2 separate regions of the Homo sapiens genome follow, and region 2 is linked to region 1. Evidence: read pairs that join two places in POLR2A ChIA-PET (ENCODE). Cell type or tissue: CD4-positive, alpha-beta T cell. All regions are shown on one strand. Links, peaks and the distances in the headings refer to the core of each region. The heading gives the core; the rest is flanking DNA. Region 1 has its middle 36 kb from the start of LINC02694. Region 2 overlaps FAM98B (family with sequence similarity 98 member B).

What was found. ChIA-PET counts read pairs that join two places held together with the same protein. Peaks named below come from ENCODE experiments on the same cell type or tissue, not always from the same donor. Only the 100,000 strongest peaks of a DNase experiment are listed, where the experiment ranks them.
Region 2: POLR2A ChIA-PET joins it to region 1 with 8 read pairs; 6 of 35 experiments call an interaction of 5 or more read pairs at or near these places.

Annotation. Positions count from the first base shown.
Region 1 is chr15:38,656,311-38,665,230 of GRCh38, forward strand. No RefSeq gene overlaps it. Among named protein-coding and RNA genes, the nearest start is that of LINC02694, 36 kb to the right of the region's middle. In CD4-positive, alpha-beta T cell, for the core only: no CTCF peak of the experiment used is centred there; a DNase peak (open chromatin) is centred at 4,621.
Region 2 is chr15:38,483,567-38,492,486 of GRCh38, forward strand. It overlaps FAM98B (family with sequence similarity 98 member B), which reads left to right. Exons shown (of 8, transcript NM_173611.4): 8 at 689-4,144. The coding sequence ends at 1,093. RASGRP1 (RAS guanyl releasing protein 1) reads right to left here. Exons shown (of 17, transcript NM_005739.4): 17 at 4,537-7,122. The coding sequence ends at 6,988. Among named protein-coding and RNA genes, the nearest start is that of FAM98B, 34 kb to the left of the region's middle. In CD4-positive, alpha-beta T cell, for the core only: no CTCF peak of the experiment used is centred there; a DNase peak (open chromatin) is centred at 3,605; H3K27ac peaks cover 1,643 bases.

The DNA.
Region 1 (8,920 bases), core at 443-8,442:
ATTACCTTATTTTTGAATCACAGAATCTTTTTTGTAGCGGGAAATCTTAACCTCATTTTATAGAATAGAAAATGAAGACAGGCTAGATGCATTGCCTGAGATTAGTGCATAGTAAGTAAATGGCCTTGTTGGCATTAAGCTCTAGACTCCTAATTCCCTGATTACTAGTTTTTCTTCCCTAATGAAACAATTTGCATGAGGGGGCTCCTCATTATTTCCTGCCTCTTTCTTCATTTCTAACCTTGTCTTCAAGTCTTGATAGATGAAGATAGATGTGAGTTTTACGAGATCAGGGACAACAAATCTCTCTCTCCCTTTAATTAACATTTCTTTTTGCAGATGAAAATAAAGGTAAGGACCTGTTACGGACTGAATTGTCTCTCCCCAAATCATATGTTGAAGCCCTAACTCCCAATGCTGCCGTATTAGAAGACAGGGCCTTTTAAAGAAGTAATTAAGGTTGGCCAGGCACAGTGGCTCACGTCTGTAATCCCAGCACTTTGTGAGGCTGAGGCGGACGGATCACCTGAGTTCAGGAGTTCGAGACCGGACTGGTCAACAGGGTAAAACCCCGTCTCTACTAAAAATACAAAAATTAGCCAGACATGACGCACGCCTGTAATCCCAGCTACTCAGGAGCCTGAGGCAGGAGAATTGCTTGAACCCAGGAAGCAGAGGTTGCAGTGAGTCAAGATCACGCCATTGCACTCCAGCCTGGGCAACAAGAGCAAAACTCCATCTAAAAAAAAAGAAAAAGTAATTAGGGTTAAATGAGGTCATAAGAATGGGGCCCTACTCCGATAGGACTGGGATCCTTATAAGAAATGGATGAGACACCAGAGAGCCTTCCCTCTCTGCTGTTCCCATGGAGGAAAGGTCATGGGAGGATACAGCAAGAAGCGGGCCATCTGCAAGCCAGGGAGACAGCCCTCACTAGAAACCAACTCTGACAGCACCTTGGTTTTGGGCTTCCCAGCTTCCAGAAATGAGAAAAAATAAAGTTCTGTTGTTTAAGCCACCTGGTCTGTGGCATTTTGTAATGGAGGCCCAAGGCGACTAATACATGACCTATGCCATTATTCTTTCATCTAGTTTTATAAAATGTCTTGCTAGGACATGATTAGCTACCTGAATTCCACAAGGCTAATATTTGTGGTTGGCACAGTATTGGGTGCTGAAGGGGACATGAAATGTAAGACACTGCCTTCAAGAATTGTAGCAATGAAGATATAGACATCACCGCAGTAAAAATCACTGTGGTCTAGAAATAATTCCTGGGCCCAGGAAAAGTGAATTCTGACCGGGAAGTTGAGAAGCTTCCATAGAGGAGGCAGCAGTGGTTGGGTAGGACCTCGTCCTTCAGCTCCCCCGTGCCACGTTATCTCTTCAACTTGATTTATTTGTATGTCTCACACACACACACACACACACGCACCATTTCTCAGTGAAACCAACATGAGCATATTTATTAAAGAAAAACTAACATTGAGCACCAACTATGTGTAAAGTACTTACATGTATTATTTCATAGAAACCTACAACACCCCAATTTTGTATTTTTAGGCCTATTTTGCAGATGAGGAAGCAGGCTGCAGGTAACTTGCCTAAGAGGCTAAACTTAGTGACTGAGCTGGGATTTGAACCCAGACCTGTTTGACTCCAAACATCAGGATATTACTCCTGTAAAATAACAGATGTTGTTGCCGAGTGTCTCACAGAAATCTTTCTTGTAGATCAGGTAATTGGTGGACTTGGCATTTCATTTTACCTGTAGATTTATTATTTTAAACTTAGATGTTCTTCTTTTTCTTTATCAGGGATCATTGTGTGTTTTCCCCACTGATGTAGTCAGGATATCTTTATCAGTGCCTGGCACATGGTAGATATTCAATAAATATTTGTTAAATAATAATAGCTTTACCTCATGAAAAACGTATAAAAAGTAGCTTTAGGGACAATAAACAGACACTTGTCCAACAGATCCCTTTACATGGTTGTAATGCAAAGGGAGAGGATGTCAGAGGATGGAGACTGGTGAAGGGGTGGTTCAGGCTGATGAAATGTTTTGAACTTGTGGAATGTGAGGAGTCAGGGAGATGTGAGGAGCTATCCAGCTGGCACCTGGAAAAGACAGCCTTGATATAAAGATATGTCTGTGGGGCTCATCTCAGAGGCGATAGCTGAGGCTAGGGACAGACAAAATTGAGGGTGAGACCAGGAGATGATGAAAGCCTAGGAGACTTCCGGTTTTTAGGAGGCAAGTATGTCCCAAAGTGAACTATTACACCTTTATTCCTCCCAGTGCCAGCCCCAGAGTAGTCATATCTGTCTCTAACGTTCTTTTCTTCGTGCCTTTGTTGACACTTTTTCTTTCACTTGGACTCACCATCTCTATGCACCTCAAATCCAAATTCTATGAAACTCTAGCACCGACTTCAACTGACTGATTGCCTTCTGAATTTCTGCTGCTTCACTATGAAGCCAATGATCTCTGCTTTTCTGATTCCTTACCTCTGTCAGAGGAGCATTTTTCAGCACATCTCCTAGTATATGTGTTTATTCATTTTCTAAAATATATACCTACAACTGCTTTAAAACACCATGTAGAAATGAGATAAATTTTATTTTTTTATTACTAACTTTTGTTTATTCATTTTTTTTTTTTTTTTTTTAGAGTAAGAGTCCCTCTGTTGCCCAGGCTGGAATGCAGTGGTGTGATCATAGCTCACTGCAGCCTCAAACTCCTGGGCTCAAGCAATCCTCCTGCTTCAGCCTCCAGAGTAGCTGGGACTACAGGCATGTACCACCACACCTGGCTAATTTATTTTTTATCTTTATTTTTTGAGAGATGGAGTCTTGCTATGTTGCCCAGGCCTGTCTTGAACTCCTGGCCTCAGGCAATCCTCCTGCCTCAGCCTCTCAAAGTGCTGGGATTATGTAGGCTTGAGCCATGGTGCCCAGCTAAAAGGAATTGTAAAAGGTGAGATAAAAAATAAAATAAACAGTCTTTTAAAATATGCTAATTGTGATGTCTTAGTATTTTTACTAGCTCAGGTCTCAAGGAAAAGTATTCACTTAAGGACATGGTTCATTGTTAATAATAGATATAAATTTATATCTCAAATATTATTTCATTTTCAATAATTTCAAAACTTTGTTGATACCCTGTCATATCTGAAAAAGTCATCCTTCTGCTTACCTCCTATTGAAGCTGATGAAGAGCTTGTACTATGAAAGGAGAAATGTCAGCCCTGCCTTTTTTTTTTTTTTTTTTTTTTTGAGACAGTATCTTACTCTGTCACCCAGGCTAGAATGCAGTGGTATGATCTTGGCTCACTGCAGCTGCAGTGAGGTGATCTCAGCTTACTGCAGCCTCAAACTCCCGGGCTCAAGCAATCCTCCCATCTTGGTCTCTCTAATAGCTGGGACCACAGGCACATGCAACCATGCCTGACTAATTTTTGTATTTTTTGTGGAGACAGGGTTTCATTGTGTTGCCCAGGCTGGTCTTGAACTGGGCTCAAGCGATCCTGTTTCCTTGACCTCCCAATGTGCTGGTATTACAGGCGTGAGCCACTGTGCCCAGCCCCTGCCATTTTCTTATTGTTAATTTGTACTTAAGTTGCTGATATTATTTTCAATCACTGGATAATTTATAAAAAAATGTTCATGTCATTTGTCCATTTTGGGGGAGCTGTATTATTTAGTTTTTACTAATTGAAAAATCTGTTTGGGGAAAAATAAACCAGTTTGTCATGATTCCTGGGAAATTAGTGCAGCCATTAACAACTTCTCCTCTGCGAAAATTCCACTCTTCTCTCAGAACACATGACTGTGTGACATGATCTAGGTGAAGATCCCAGCGTCACCCCTCCCTTTACGGTATATCGAGAACTTTGGTCCTGTGTATAGCCCAAAGCACTTGCTTACTCATTGGCTTGAATTGTTCTGTTTCGTATGTGCTTCTCTTTATTTTCCCAAATCTGTTAATAAACCTTTTGACAGTTGAGATGGCTGTGACGTTTGTCTCTGCTGATCAGTTGGTAATATATGTTAGCTCTTCCCTCCTCTATTCATGTCACCTTTTCCATGAAGTTCAAGTAAAGGGGAATCTAGGGTCCAAAGTTTATTTGAGTGGCCAGCATTCCTACGTGTGGTCAGTGTGAACAAACCACATGGGTTGAGTAGAGTCCCTACACCAACATCTATTGTTGTTTCTCTCTAAATTTTCCAATTTGCATCTCTTTTCAAGAAAGTTTACTCACCTCTAGCAGCTCTGCACAGTTCTCACTTTGTAGAATTTAATTGGAATGGTCTATTCTCATGCTGCCAGCCTCCCTTCCTCCTTCCCTGCTCCTTCCGTGGTACAGAACATCTCTCCTGCCTGAGTTGACAAAAACAAAACAAAACCCAGAACCTCGGAAATTACATTTCATTTGACATCCCCTCCCTAAGATAGCAATTCAGAAATAGCACTTTCTGTTCAGTCTGCTTGAAAGTAACATTTCTCAGCCAGAGTCTCAGCATCAGCCCCAGCTAAGAGCTGTCAGATCAGCTGTGCCCACTGTGGGCAACTCACCTGAACCTTTAGGGGTAGAGGAAAAGTCACACAGGATGACTGACAGGAGTTCAGAGTCTTCACTGTGGTGACACAAGGCCCATCTTGTCCTGGTTCTTTCTATTCATAATGATGCGTAACTGTGGATGAGTCACTTCACCCTTCCCCTCCCCTTCCCTCCCTCCCCTCCCCTCCCCTCCCTCCCTCCCTCCCTCCCTTCCTTTTTCCCTCCCTCCTTCCCTCCCTCCCTCCCTCCCTCCCTCCCTCCCTTCCTTCCTTCCTTCCTTCTTTTTTCTTTTCTTTCTTTCACAGGTCTCGCTCTGTCACCCAGACTGGAGTGATCTCGGCTCACTGCAACCTCCACCTCCTGGGTTCGGGTGATTCTTGTGCCTCAGCCTCCCGAGTAGCTGGTATTACAGGTGCATGCCTCCATGCCTGGCTAATTTTTGTATTTTTAGTAGAGACAGGGTTTCACCATGTTAGCCAGGCTGGTCTTGAACTCCTGACTTCAAGTGATCTGCCTGCCTCAGCATCCCAAAGTGTTAGGATTACAGGCATGAGCCACCACGCCCGGCTGGTTTGTGTATTTCAATGTAGATAAAAATCTTATCCACTTCATCAGCTTGTGTTGAGGATTGTTGGGAAATGGTACAGTGAACACACTTTGAAAAAGTAAAAGGTAAAATACAAATGCAGGATGTCATACTGAAGTACCTGTCTTCTGAAAATCTTTTTCATTCTTTCGCTCTATAACCCTCGCAATAGGTAGTACTTAAGTTTTTCACCAGGACGAGGTGTGATGCCTAGGGAAATTATTTCTTTTTAAACCAGTGATCAGAGGGTGATTCGATGCATAAGAATATCAGTGGTAACCCAGAGGGGCATTTTCAATAGTTTGAGGATGGAGTTCTCTTAATCTTTGTTTTCTTATTTATTCACCATCTCTTAGCTCGCTTTTTAATAGTTTATGTGTGCCCACTCATGCTGCATATTGGCAGCTCTGGTTAAGGAAATGATTCTATATCAGACCATATATATCCACATATTTATTTATTCATGTTAATTCAGCAACACTTATTAAAAACTTATATGTTAGGACTTATTTAAAGTGCTGGAAGAAAAAAAATACACACATATAAGAAATATTCCCGACTGGGTGCAGTGGCTTATGCCTGTAATCCCAGCACTCTGGGAGGCCAAGGCGGGTGAATCCCTTGAGTCCAGGAGTTAGAGACCAGCTTGGCTGGGGTAACATGGTGAAACTCAGTCTCTACAAAAAAGATATAAAAATTAGCTGGGTGTGGTGGTACATGCCTGTAGTCCCAGCTACTTGGGAGCCTGATGTGGGATGATTGCTTGAGCCTGGAGGTCGAGGTTGCAGTGAACTGAGATTGCACCACTGCACTCCAGCTTGGGTGACAGAGCGAGAAGCTGGCTCAAAAAAAAAAAAAAAAAAAAAAGAAAGAAAAAAAAAGAAAAATATTCCCTGTCCTCAAAAAGCTTATGACTTTTGTAGCCCTTTAATATTGAATACATATACCAAATTGTTTACCTCTAATTGCTGACCGCCTGTAAAAGTCAAGGTTTTGGGCTGAATATCTCAGTTCAGCTCTGAGTTGTAGGATGTATGAAGGAGTTAACTTTGTTCAGACACCATGGGAAATAAAACCTCTTGCATATAAATTGCCCAGTTCTTACTCTTCTCCTTTCATTGTGTTCACACCAGTCTAGCTGAGAACTTCCTTAAGAAATCCCCATTGCAACACAAAGATAGGAAGCAACCAGCTTGTAGACTACCTATGACAGGCAATCTCTCTCCAAGTTGGGACTCTGACATTCGAGTGTTGGGAGTGGGGTTGCTTTAGGGTCTCTGATTGGTATCTCTTACTAGGAGTTTATTTAAAACCCTTAGAGCTCTATCCTATAAAACATTGCACTTCCGTTTTCAAAGTACTTATTCTAGTCTTGAAACAACCAACCCCATGACAGGGACAGGGCAGTTCTCATGCTTATTTTACCATAGAGAAATTGAAGGCTGGATGAAGAAAATGATTACCCATTGTCTGAAACTCCTAAGTTGTTAGGTCTAAAATTTTCAGCACAGAAATTACTCTGTGATAATGTTTTGCTTCTCATCATTTGTTGTCTGCATTTCATGCTGTCACTCCATGTCATATGATGTCATGTCAATTCATTTCTTTTTCTTTGGTTTATTCACAAATATTTACAGAACACCATTTTAGGCAAGGCAGTGTTTTAATGGTGGAGAGGTGGACATGGCCTGTTCCTTGAGCTCAAGGAACTTATAATCTATGGTTTATGTTTTCACGGATGGTCCCAATTCTAACTTCCATTTAGCAAACACACTACTTTTGATGGCGCTGTTGGGGTTATTCACAGTTGTGATGGAATTCAGAGTCCAGGGGCAAATAGTAATGGTGAGTGTCCAGTGGCAGTGGGGCCAGAAATGGTGACAGCAAATGTCTAGAAGTGATGATGCCAGCAAGGCATCATACATAACACGCCTTGCTTGTGTTTTCTGAGCCTAGGGCTTTTAGCTTTCTGTCAATTCTCTAACGTACTGATGGGCTTTCCAAAAGTTTATTTTTCTTTCTCTCTCTCTCTTCTTTTTTTCTCTTTTTTTTTTTTTTTTTTTTTTTGAGATGGAGTTTCACTCTGGTTGCCCGGACTGGAGTGCAATGGCGTGATCTTGGCTCACTGCAACCTCTGCCTCCTGGATTCAAGCAATTCTCTTGCCTCAGTCTCCGGAGTAGCTGGGATTACAGGCACCTGCCACTATGCTTGGCTAATTTTTTGTGTTTTTAGTAGAGACGGAGTTTCACCATGTTGGCCAGGCTGGTCTTGAACTCCTGACTTCAGGTGACCCACCCACATCAGCCTCCCAAAGTGCTGGGATTACAGCTGTGAGCCACCACACCCGGCCTTTACTTTTCAAGTTAGACAGCATTAGTTTCCATTGAGTGTTTTTCCTGGCATATATTCTCAACAAATTATATATATGTATATATAGACAAAATATATGTCAAGAAATTAAATTCCAAAGGAAGATTCTAATACACACATTTAAAGTTCAGGTGTTCATGGTCACTCACACAGAGAATGCCACCATGAGTTACCATTTCATGCTGCTGACCTTGGTCCTCCACGCTGTCCTCCTGGCCCTCTGCCCTCATCTAATCTCAGCATTAGCCATCCTGCACTCAGTGTGGACTTAGTTTTCAGAGTCAAGGTAGGGAAAGAAATGTCACTGAAGGCAGTGACTGATAGCACATGAGCTTATGTCCCTCTTCTTGATAGCAAACACTGCCAATCTAGTTCTAAATTTTAGACTCTGGTCAAGTATGCATTATATCTGTTACCAGATAGGCCCAGCTAGAACATACCTATTTTGCAAAAGGAGTTCCAGGGCCATTGTGAGTGGGTAGAAGTTTTGGTCAGTCTCTGGGAAAAGATTTTGACAAAAGAAACTCTTGGAAAACTACATGGTGAGGCACAAATGTAATGCTTACCACAGACAATCCAGAATGCATTGTCTGTTTCTATAAATAAATAAATAAATAAAATGGGTCCCAGACTTGAAGTGACTAAATTCTGGAATTTTCTACAGACTCTCTGAAGTCATCCACTGGCATCTACAGGTCTTGAAATAGGTACAGTTGGTTTTATGTCCCACATGGGGCCTGTTCACATACTCAGAACTTTTGACTAAATTAATAGGCAAAACTGATTTTCACTAAAGTTTCTACAGAATGATCTTGTTATACTGTCGATAGCAGGAGTTCTCACTCAGGAGTGCCCTTTGGAAACATTTAGGGAGCTTTTCTAAATACTGATGCTCAGACTGAAAGATTCTTATATAATTGGTCTTGGGGGAAGGCATTACTTTTTTACAGATTCCCAGGGGATTCTAATGTGAAGCCAGGTTGGGAACCATTTATGTACAAGAACAAAAACATGAACATCAAAAAAAAAAATAGCCAATTCAGTTAACGTTTAAGGTAAGGAAGAGAAAAATGAGAGATCTTAAAGTAGGAATTTAAAACTCAGAACAACTCTTAAAAATAGTATCTTTGTAAATCATGACTCTCTTATTATAGGCATGCCAAGAGCCAGTAGCTAAAACCATTGGTTTCCTCAATTCTATAAATAAGAAAAGTCTTTGCTTTCTTGTGCTTTCAAAAATGCCCAGCATAGTGCTGTTCTGAGAGAGACAGCTACTTAGAAAACATCAATGCTTTACACCTTCTTCTACTTTGATCCCTTCGTTTCTAGCATTCTCTCCTATTCACTTTTGGAACACACTCAACTGCTTGTTCTGCACAGTGAGCTTCATCTGCAGGA
Region 2 (8,920 bases), core at 504-8,503, 170 kb before region 1:
GAGGCAGGAGAATGGCGTGAACCCAGGAGGCAGAGCTTGCAGTGAGCTGAGATCATGCCACTGCACTCCAGCCTGGGCAACAGAGCAAGACTCCATCTCAAAAAAAAAAAAAAAAAAAATATATATATATATATATATATATATACACTAAGGAATTTGTCATGTATCACACATTTTATATTTTTTCATATTTCCTTTTTAAAACCATTCATTTTTTTCTTTTTTCTTCAGACTTGGTAAACAGGAAGTAAAAAAATTATTTTTTAAATTGAAACACCATAATTGTACATATGTATGAGGTACATAGTGATGTTTTGATACATACAATGTATAGTGATCAGACGGGGTGATTGGCATATCCCTCTCAAACATTTATCATCTCTTTGTGTTGGAAACATTCAATATCCTCCTTGTAGCTATTTGAAACTATATATTAACTACAGTCATCATACAATGGTATAGAACACTAGAATTTATTACTTCTGTCTAGCCGTGATTTTGTATCCTTTAACAGATTTCTCCTTATCCTTCCACACTTAATATTTTTAATATTAATTTGTTCTGCCATGTCTGGTACTTTCATGTCCTTAAATATTGGCTTCTGTTTATTAGAAACAACATCACTTGAAACTTTTATGTAAACTTTTTTGAAATATTAGGAACTAAAAGAAAATGTTTCTTCACACAGGTGCTGATGGGAAGGGTGCCTGACAGGGGAGGCCGGCCGAATGAAATTGAACCACCACCTCCAGAAATGCCCCCTTGGCAAAAGAGACAAGAAGGCGGCGGTGGAAGGGGTGGTTGGGGTGGTGGTGGTGGAGGTGGTGGTAGAGGAGGTGGTGGGGGTGGGGGTGGGAGAGGTGGCTGGGGGGGTGGAGGAGGAGGTTGGGGAGGTGGTGGGGGAGGGGGAGGAGGGTGGGGGGGAGGAGGAGGAGGTGGTAGAGGAGGTTTCCAAGGCAGGGGAGATTATGGTGGAAGAGGGGGTTATGGTGGAAGAGGGGGCTATGGTGGAAGAGGCTATGGAGATCCATATGGAGGAGGTGGTGGTGGTGGTGGTGGTGGTGGTGGAGGAGGTGGATATAGAAGATACTAAAAACTATAAAAATTAGATAGCAGTGCTTGCTTCTTTATAGATACATTAGAAATAGTGTTCCAAATAACATACTTGAATATCATCTTTGAAGTAAACACCATGTTAGACTCCCTGGTGATACCACTCTTGAATTGGTTAATATGTAAGAACATTGTTTTTTATTACCAGTTGATCTCTCAAATGAAGTGATGACTTTTTCCATATTCTGTGTACCCTTGAGCATGTTGTGTCTTTTTAAAAAACAAAAAAAAGAACAAAAATTATTTTTTAAAATGTAAATATTTATTACCATCAGACTTGGAAAATGGAAAGTATTTTATTGTCATGATTGAATTTAGATTGTTACCTGTATTTTGTTCAGGTTTGAGACATATAAAAGACCCCACCTGTAATAGAAAGGAATATAGACCCTTGCCTCACCTGTATTGCTGTGGATGTGTTTTGTGGGTTTTTCATTCGATTTTACAAAATAGGGAAAGGCACTTCCAGTTGTATTTAGTAGGCAGTTGTTGTGAATCATTTTTTTCTCTTATAGGAGGAGATTCCTCTCTAGCCATGTTTCTGTTAAAGTTTCATTAATTGAAGCCCAAGTTTACTTTTTACTGTACATACTTATTTTCTAATTGGATTTGAAATCAGCATGATTTTGTTTGACAAAGCAAAGTTTAAGATTGAGGTCAGAAATACTTTAATGGAGCAAAGACACATACCAACTTTACATGACGGTGTGAGAAATAGTCCTATAAACTGGTCTCTTCATCATTTATGCTCTCACTTTAGATATCCAAATATTAAAAGGCAGGCTGACCTGTATCACACAGAATTAAGGCAGTAATTTTCTGCTTCAGTAGATCAAGGGTAGGGCTAAGGCATCCTGTGGTAATTCTGATTCACAGCTAGATTTGGGAAACACAAAGTTAGGGAATGGCTATATGTGATTTGCTAGTTGGAGCAGTCAAAGTCTTAGCTATCAAGAGTTGTGAATTTGAATCATGGCACTAGGTCAGGGGTGCTATGGATTGAAATGACCTTAGTTCTCAAGGAGTGATTTGTCCTCATTTGTCAAATGAGGAATGAGACACTTACCATCATCTCAGGTTGTTTCTTAAAGACCTAAATACAAATACAATTTGTTAAAAACTTACAGAGGGCCTATTTTGAATGCTTTAAGATGTAGGCCAAGTAATGTATTTTTCTCTTAGTGTAGAAAGTTAAGAGAAAAAGAGCTGGTACCATAAATTTTTTCAATCTTAGTGTAAAATCTGTATCTCATTGTAGGCTTCTGGTCAATACCTATACATAACAACTTAATGTGATCTAACCAACTCAACTGATAGAAAGCTGAATTGTTCCCAGTGGACAAGTGGTATTTGATGTTTAGCAGGTTTTTTTGTTGTTATTTTTTTGGTAAACTCTGTGGTAAAATCTAAAATAATGTTAAAACCCTAAAAGTAACTATTGAATATTCTGTAATCTTAGACATGTATTTTTCAAGCTAACCCTTTGAAGAAATGTGTTCAAGGTAGGAAAATATAAAATTTTTTGGTTATTTGTAAATTTATTTTTTGTGTGTTTATATTTAATGAAAAGATGTAATTTCATTTGTGATAGCTGAAAAAAAGGCTTTCCATAATTAAGAAAATACCTTTATCAGTAGCTATGAACTCTGAAAAATAATTTTTAAAAACTTTTAAGAAAAAAACTACTTGAGTAAAATATTTCAAGAGTTGTTTAAAAATCTTCTTTAAAACCTTTACATTTCTGCCTCACTTCTTTTTTGGTAGCATTAGTTGCTGATGAAGGAGATTTACAACTACTTTCAACTTTTTTACCACTAAAGGTTTATGGTAAATATGGCAGAAACAATAGTTTATCAGTTTCATTAGATTTTCCATAAGATTTCTTTGTACCTTTATAGGAGTGCTGCTTGGGTTATTCACTACAATCACTTATTTCCTATCAAAGTTTAGCACTTGCTCCTGGAATCGTGTTGGAGCTGAAACCACTCCTATGTACACATTCCTATAAACCTTAATTGAATGAAAAGCTGAATCAGGTAGACTCTTAATATTTTACTCTTTCCTGTAAGGTGGGATTTTCCTGATAATCTTTGTTCAGTAAAAATTTCTTTTGTAGAACAGTTTGCTGAGCAGTATCTGGAATAGCAGGAAGGAAATTTGGGGCCTTAATGGGAAAGGCCATAGTGTGAAAATGTTTTATAAATTGAGTGCAATACGACATGGAGTATGATGAATGGCACTCCACTGCTTCCTAAAATCCAACACTTTTTTTGATACCTCCTTTTCATTCTTTTTTGCCTGGTTCTCAATTTCATTTTTTAATTACCTCATTGTCCTTCCCCTTTTTTCTTCTCTTTTTGTCCAGCCTGGTACCTAATAGCAAATATAGACATGATCTTACTGGGAGTTTCTGCCTAAAGTAGTCATCTTTCCTCTCGACCGTATAAAGAGCATGTATTCTGTCTATAACATAATCACCACACTATTACTCATAAGCACACATCAAAAGGGAAACAAGGGTTTTCTTTGAACTTACTTTTGTTTTGCAGATCAGGGAAACCTTGCCTCATTAAACAGAAAAAGGAAAACATTTTAAATAAAAAACATCTTATTACCTGTATCTGTGACAAGAGGAGGCATGACAACCTAAAAAAAATTTGTGACCAGAAAAATGTCCTGAGCAGTGATACTATCTATACCTTGGAAGGAGCACAGGTTAGAGAAATGTGGGGATGAAAATTGGGGAAGGTGAGCAGGCAGTTTAATCTTGCCTTCAGGATCAGGCTGTCAGTGTGACTTTATTACTTTGTATGAAGTATTATGAATTGCCCAAATGATAAATACACCCCCATCTAAATGTTCCAGAATGCATTCCACAGAGGAATTTGAGTGACTGAAATTTTTCCTCTTTCTTCATTGGTGTGGTTAAACAAAAATTAGCTGGGGATTAAGGGAAAATTGTGGCTATGTCTGATCATTCTAAATAATCATGACCACAAATAAATTGCCCTGAGTAGGTCTGTAACCTGGATTGAGCTGTCGTTACCAATTTTATCCATAGCTTCAAAGGATTTCTTCTTTACATGCTAGTTTGCTTAGATGAAACTGTGGAATTAAAAGCCACAGAGAAGGGACAACCTCAAGTCTGTCTCCTTTAATGTTAAGTATTTATAGACTTAATATTTGGGGACCACTGTAAGTTATGAATAAGATGGAAAGAGATTGAATATTTCTGTAGTGTTACTTCTTCGTGTTGTAAAAAGATGTAGAAAATTTTAAACTGAATAGCTGCTTTGCCTTTCCTTCCAGGAAAACTCAATTTGATTAATAGAATAGGGCAGTGGTCTTAGCTGTGGAATATAGGAAAAATTCAGGTAAAGTGTTTACGGGGTCACGAAGCAGAAGAAACACAAGACATTTGTGTTGTAGGGATCCTAATGTCTTTTATCATATAAATATTACACAAAGAAAACTTACATTAGGTATCAAAAAACTTTACAATCTGTACATTTGTTTTTTTCTTGCATTTCTATATTATACATTTTGAGACAGAAATTCACAACGGTCAGTAAAAAGGTAAGTCAGCAAAGAAAATGAGAAGTGACCCTGCTGTTAATACAACAAGATTTGTCCTTGTTTTGGCAGATAAATACCTGGCCAAACTAAAGTCGTGTGAGATGCAGAAATTTACACTAGGCTTGATAAGCCAAAGCCTTTTTTTTTTTTTTCCAGATTTCTGTGATCCCACTAGCCCCATGTTGCTCAACACAAATACTATTAACTTGTATACTATACCTCTTTGGCCCTTGCTGGACTGTAAAAACCTGTGACTAAACTATTTCCTCTTATCCATTTCAGTGATAAATTCTGCAGTACTTGATACTGTTTAGCCATTGCTAATTTGACTAATTAAGTGGACTGTGACACCTTTTGAATCCCTATAGATTATTTATATAAAAACTAACTGGGGATCTTTACTTCGAATGGAGAGGAGGAAGAATGAAAAAAATTGTGTTCCATTACTGTTTTAAAAAATTAGAGTACACCATCTTTGGTCTATATCAATCAAAGGAAAACAAGAATAGTGAAGAATATGAATTTTTAGAGTTTGTCCTAACTCATGCTTGTCCTATTAAAAAGAAAGTAACAAAGTGTTACTATAAGTTTATATGCCAGGTAGTGGGCTTAAGCAGGCCTGCTTTGGGTATTTCTGAGTTTAAATTTGGAAAACGGTAAATACGTGTGTAAAACTATTCTTTATAATGTAATGAAACACTAACTACAAGCTAGTTCTATATCACTAAAACTCAGTGCAAGGAGGAACTCAAATGGGAACTGATCTTTCATCAAAGAGAATTCCTAAATGATCTGAATCCTCCAGGTAAGCAATACTGTATGTATACTTTGTATTCTTATGAAGACTTGGTGCTATTGGCTTTAGTTTGGAACTTTTAATTGTTAACATATTCTTGGCAATTGGACAACTTGTTTATGAATTTCAAGTCAGTCTGGTACCAGACTTTATAGGCATGGAAGCTAAGTACCCCCAAAAAGGAAAATGATCATATGATTTTTTTTTTTTTAAGAGAACTAAAAAGAGGCTGACAAATGAATTTGTGAATAGGTGCCCAGGCAACTAAATGAGCCCATTTATTATTAACCTTCATAATAGAAAACTCACAGGATTGTTACTTGTGATTTTGCCAAACAATACAATTTTACCTTGTGAGCAATTTAATCTTGTGACAAACTGAACTTTATATTTGTGACTTTGTATAAATGACTAAAACTTGTTTAATTCACTTCCACATTTTATGGAGGAAACAAAATTCCAAGCCACATGCATGCCTGATATTGTATATACATATTATATACATATGTACACACAGTCAGCTATTATTTAAGCCACTGATCCAATTAGCTTATTTCTAAATAGTATTAATAGTGAAGACAGTTAAGCACAAATTCATTTCAAAAAGAGAACTTTCAAAATAGTTTACTTCAGAAGAGAAAGATGGAACATGAAGAGTTAAACAGACTCTTCATAGACTTTTTTTTTTAAGCCATCAATTCCTAATTCTATCCACTGTAGAATATATAAGGACAAACATGTTTGCGTTATGTTTATTTTAATTAGACAGTAATATGAGATGGTAATAGCTATGTTTCCAGGTACCTAATTTGATTACTTATTTTCTGATGCCTGTAAGTTGTAAGGCTACAACTATAAGTTGACCTGCAATTGGATAACGTCATGTTTAATAGGCCTCTAAAAAGTTGTGGCTACATCAGTAGAAATTGGCTTCTAGGTAGATATGCTCATGTGTTATGACTGTAGTGAGGAAGGAGGGTACATGGACTAATTGATTAGATCTGAGGTAGTGAAGAAGGAGCCAGGTTCACAAAGTATGCTGGGATACAGAGGAAATCTACTTTTGGAATATGGGTAGTTTTCTATTATTAGCAAGCTTTGGCTGGAACAAAGTAAGTCAGTTTGCAGAAAACACAGGGTAAGAAGCAAATCCATTTTCCAGAGATTTTAGTTTTAAGGAAGAATCAGCCAGGCAGGCCACCGAGATGCCCCATTGTCAGGAAATGATAGTCATGTTTTAGATCGCATACTTTTGATGAACATCAGTGGTATGAATAGCAAAAGTTTTGCATTCTTTAGTTTTCCCCCTTTGAGTCAACTAACTGAAAGAGAAAACAGTGCTGCACATTAGGAATCTTTTAGGTAAATAAACAGTAACAGGCTTTTCCTTTTAAAGTACTGTTTTAAAGCTGGTCAGTGTAAAGTTCCTCAGGTCTGTGCATTACAGTTTAGGAAATGAGATCACTATACTCATCTACAGATTGTGCTACTTAGTTTCTGGGCTAAGAACAGTCACCCTGCTCCATTTGAGCTAAGACATGATTGCTTTTTTCAAGCTGGAGGGATTCTATTTTCTTCTGTGCATATTTCAGTTGGATCTTTAGGGCATCATTATCTGCTTTCAGAGTATTTATTTCCTAAAGGGAAAGGAGAATGAGGTATGTTAATAAAGCAGCAATGAATAGCAAATGAATTACAAATTGAGAGCTACTTTTGATTGGCATTTCCTATTCACTGTGGCTGAGAATTAACAACCATTTTCAAGATAGTTATTTTGCCCTGAATAGAAAATAGCAAGTTAAATATCAAACGAGCATTTGTAAGCAGCAGTTAGTCTTTGTTATCATATCAAAGTTTGTGAGTGGTTAGCAGGCAGAATAAACCATTTCCGAGCAATAGGTAGATAATGACAAAACTTTTGGATGTTTTCTCGCGGGAGATCTCAACTTGGCAGAAACAGTCTCTGGTCAGGTCTGAGCCATGAAAGCATGACTGAGAATTCTGTAATGCAAGGTGTTAGTTAATTTTATCTAAGTTTCCCCCCCACAAATTATTGAAAACAAATTTAACTTTTTGATGATGTTAAGAATTTCACCCCACCCCTAAGTTGAGATTTAGTGGTCTAATTTGTAGTGGTATCATTATAGAGCCAACAGTTGATTTCCAGTCTTCTGATTTTGAGTCCAGTGTTCTTATGTTATCCTATACTGATTACTCCAAGAGAATATTATATATAGACAGTGTCTGGGTAATTTGGGATACACTGGGTTGTTTCTCAATCTGAATTATCTACATAGCTGTCTCAGCTGCCATATAATAGTGAGCACTTGCTATGTGCCTGCGCTGTGTGACATAATGGACTGCCTTAACCTACACAAACACCCTGAAAATAGGTTGTATACCTCAATCTTATAAAGGCAAATGTTGCCGTATAGTATAAAACTGCAGAGTTGAGCCTTGGTATATCTAAACATAAAAGCTTTTATTTGCTTATTCTTTTGTCCCATGCTGGTTCAGTGGTACATTATACTTAAAATAATACATAATATTTATTCTTATTAATATACGTTATATATTGTAAATACTGATTTAATTTGACTAGTTATTATGGATAGGACTGTTGAATTACACATAGACTAGTCATTGTAAGGATTATACTTAATGGGAAAGTGGGACACATAATTGTTCCTCTAAAATACACACAGTGAATTCTGGACCTTAGGTCTATCTGACAAGCCTAAAAAGTAAAGAGAGGCGGTGGTCAAAATGGTGAGAGGGTTTACTGGCTCTGATGTTGCTGAGTAGGAATTCTAATCTTTCTGCGAGCCACTTCTTAAAGCATTGTTGCCAACCACATTTTTCCTTTTCATCGGCATGTAAAATGTCAAGATTTGAGGCAAACCTTTCAGAACATGGAATCCCAGCCCTGTATTTCACAAGGACCAAATAGGCTGTAGAGTTTAACAGCTGGTGTAAGAAATGTCTGGGACTGAAAACACAAATCTTTGCCTCCAAGACCAAAGTTCTTTCTATTCTACCGAGTTCATTTTTCGAGGTTTCTTTCATCATTTTTAGAAGTTGCATTTGGCAGTTTCTATCCCTAAAGAGGAAGGGGTTTGTCTAACCCACGTTTTGCCACCTTCTCATTGACTTGGTTTTTACAGCACATCTTAACAATAACTCTGAGCAAGAGAGTACCATTCATCCAGAAAATCTGTTGTTCTTTTTTCGTATGTTTCTCTTAATATTATGTTCTTTGTACCAAGCACCAAATCAAGAGTTCCACATACGTTATCTAACTTGTTTCTTCAGATGTTTCTCTAATTCAGTTTCTGGGGGTCTGACAGGGAAGGTAGAGCATTGAGGACAATGCAGGGAATCCTGAAGCCCTCGTGGACAGTTTTTCAGTCTGTAGAATGTAGAATTATATAAGGA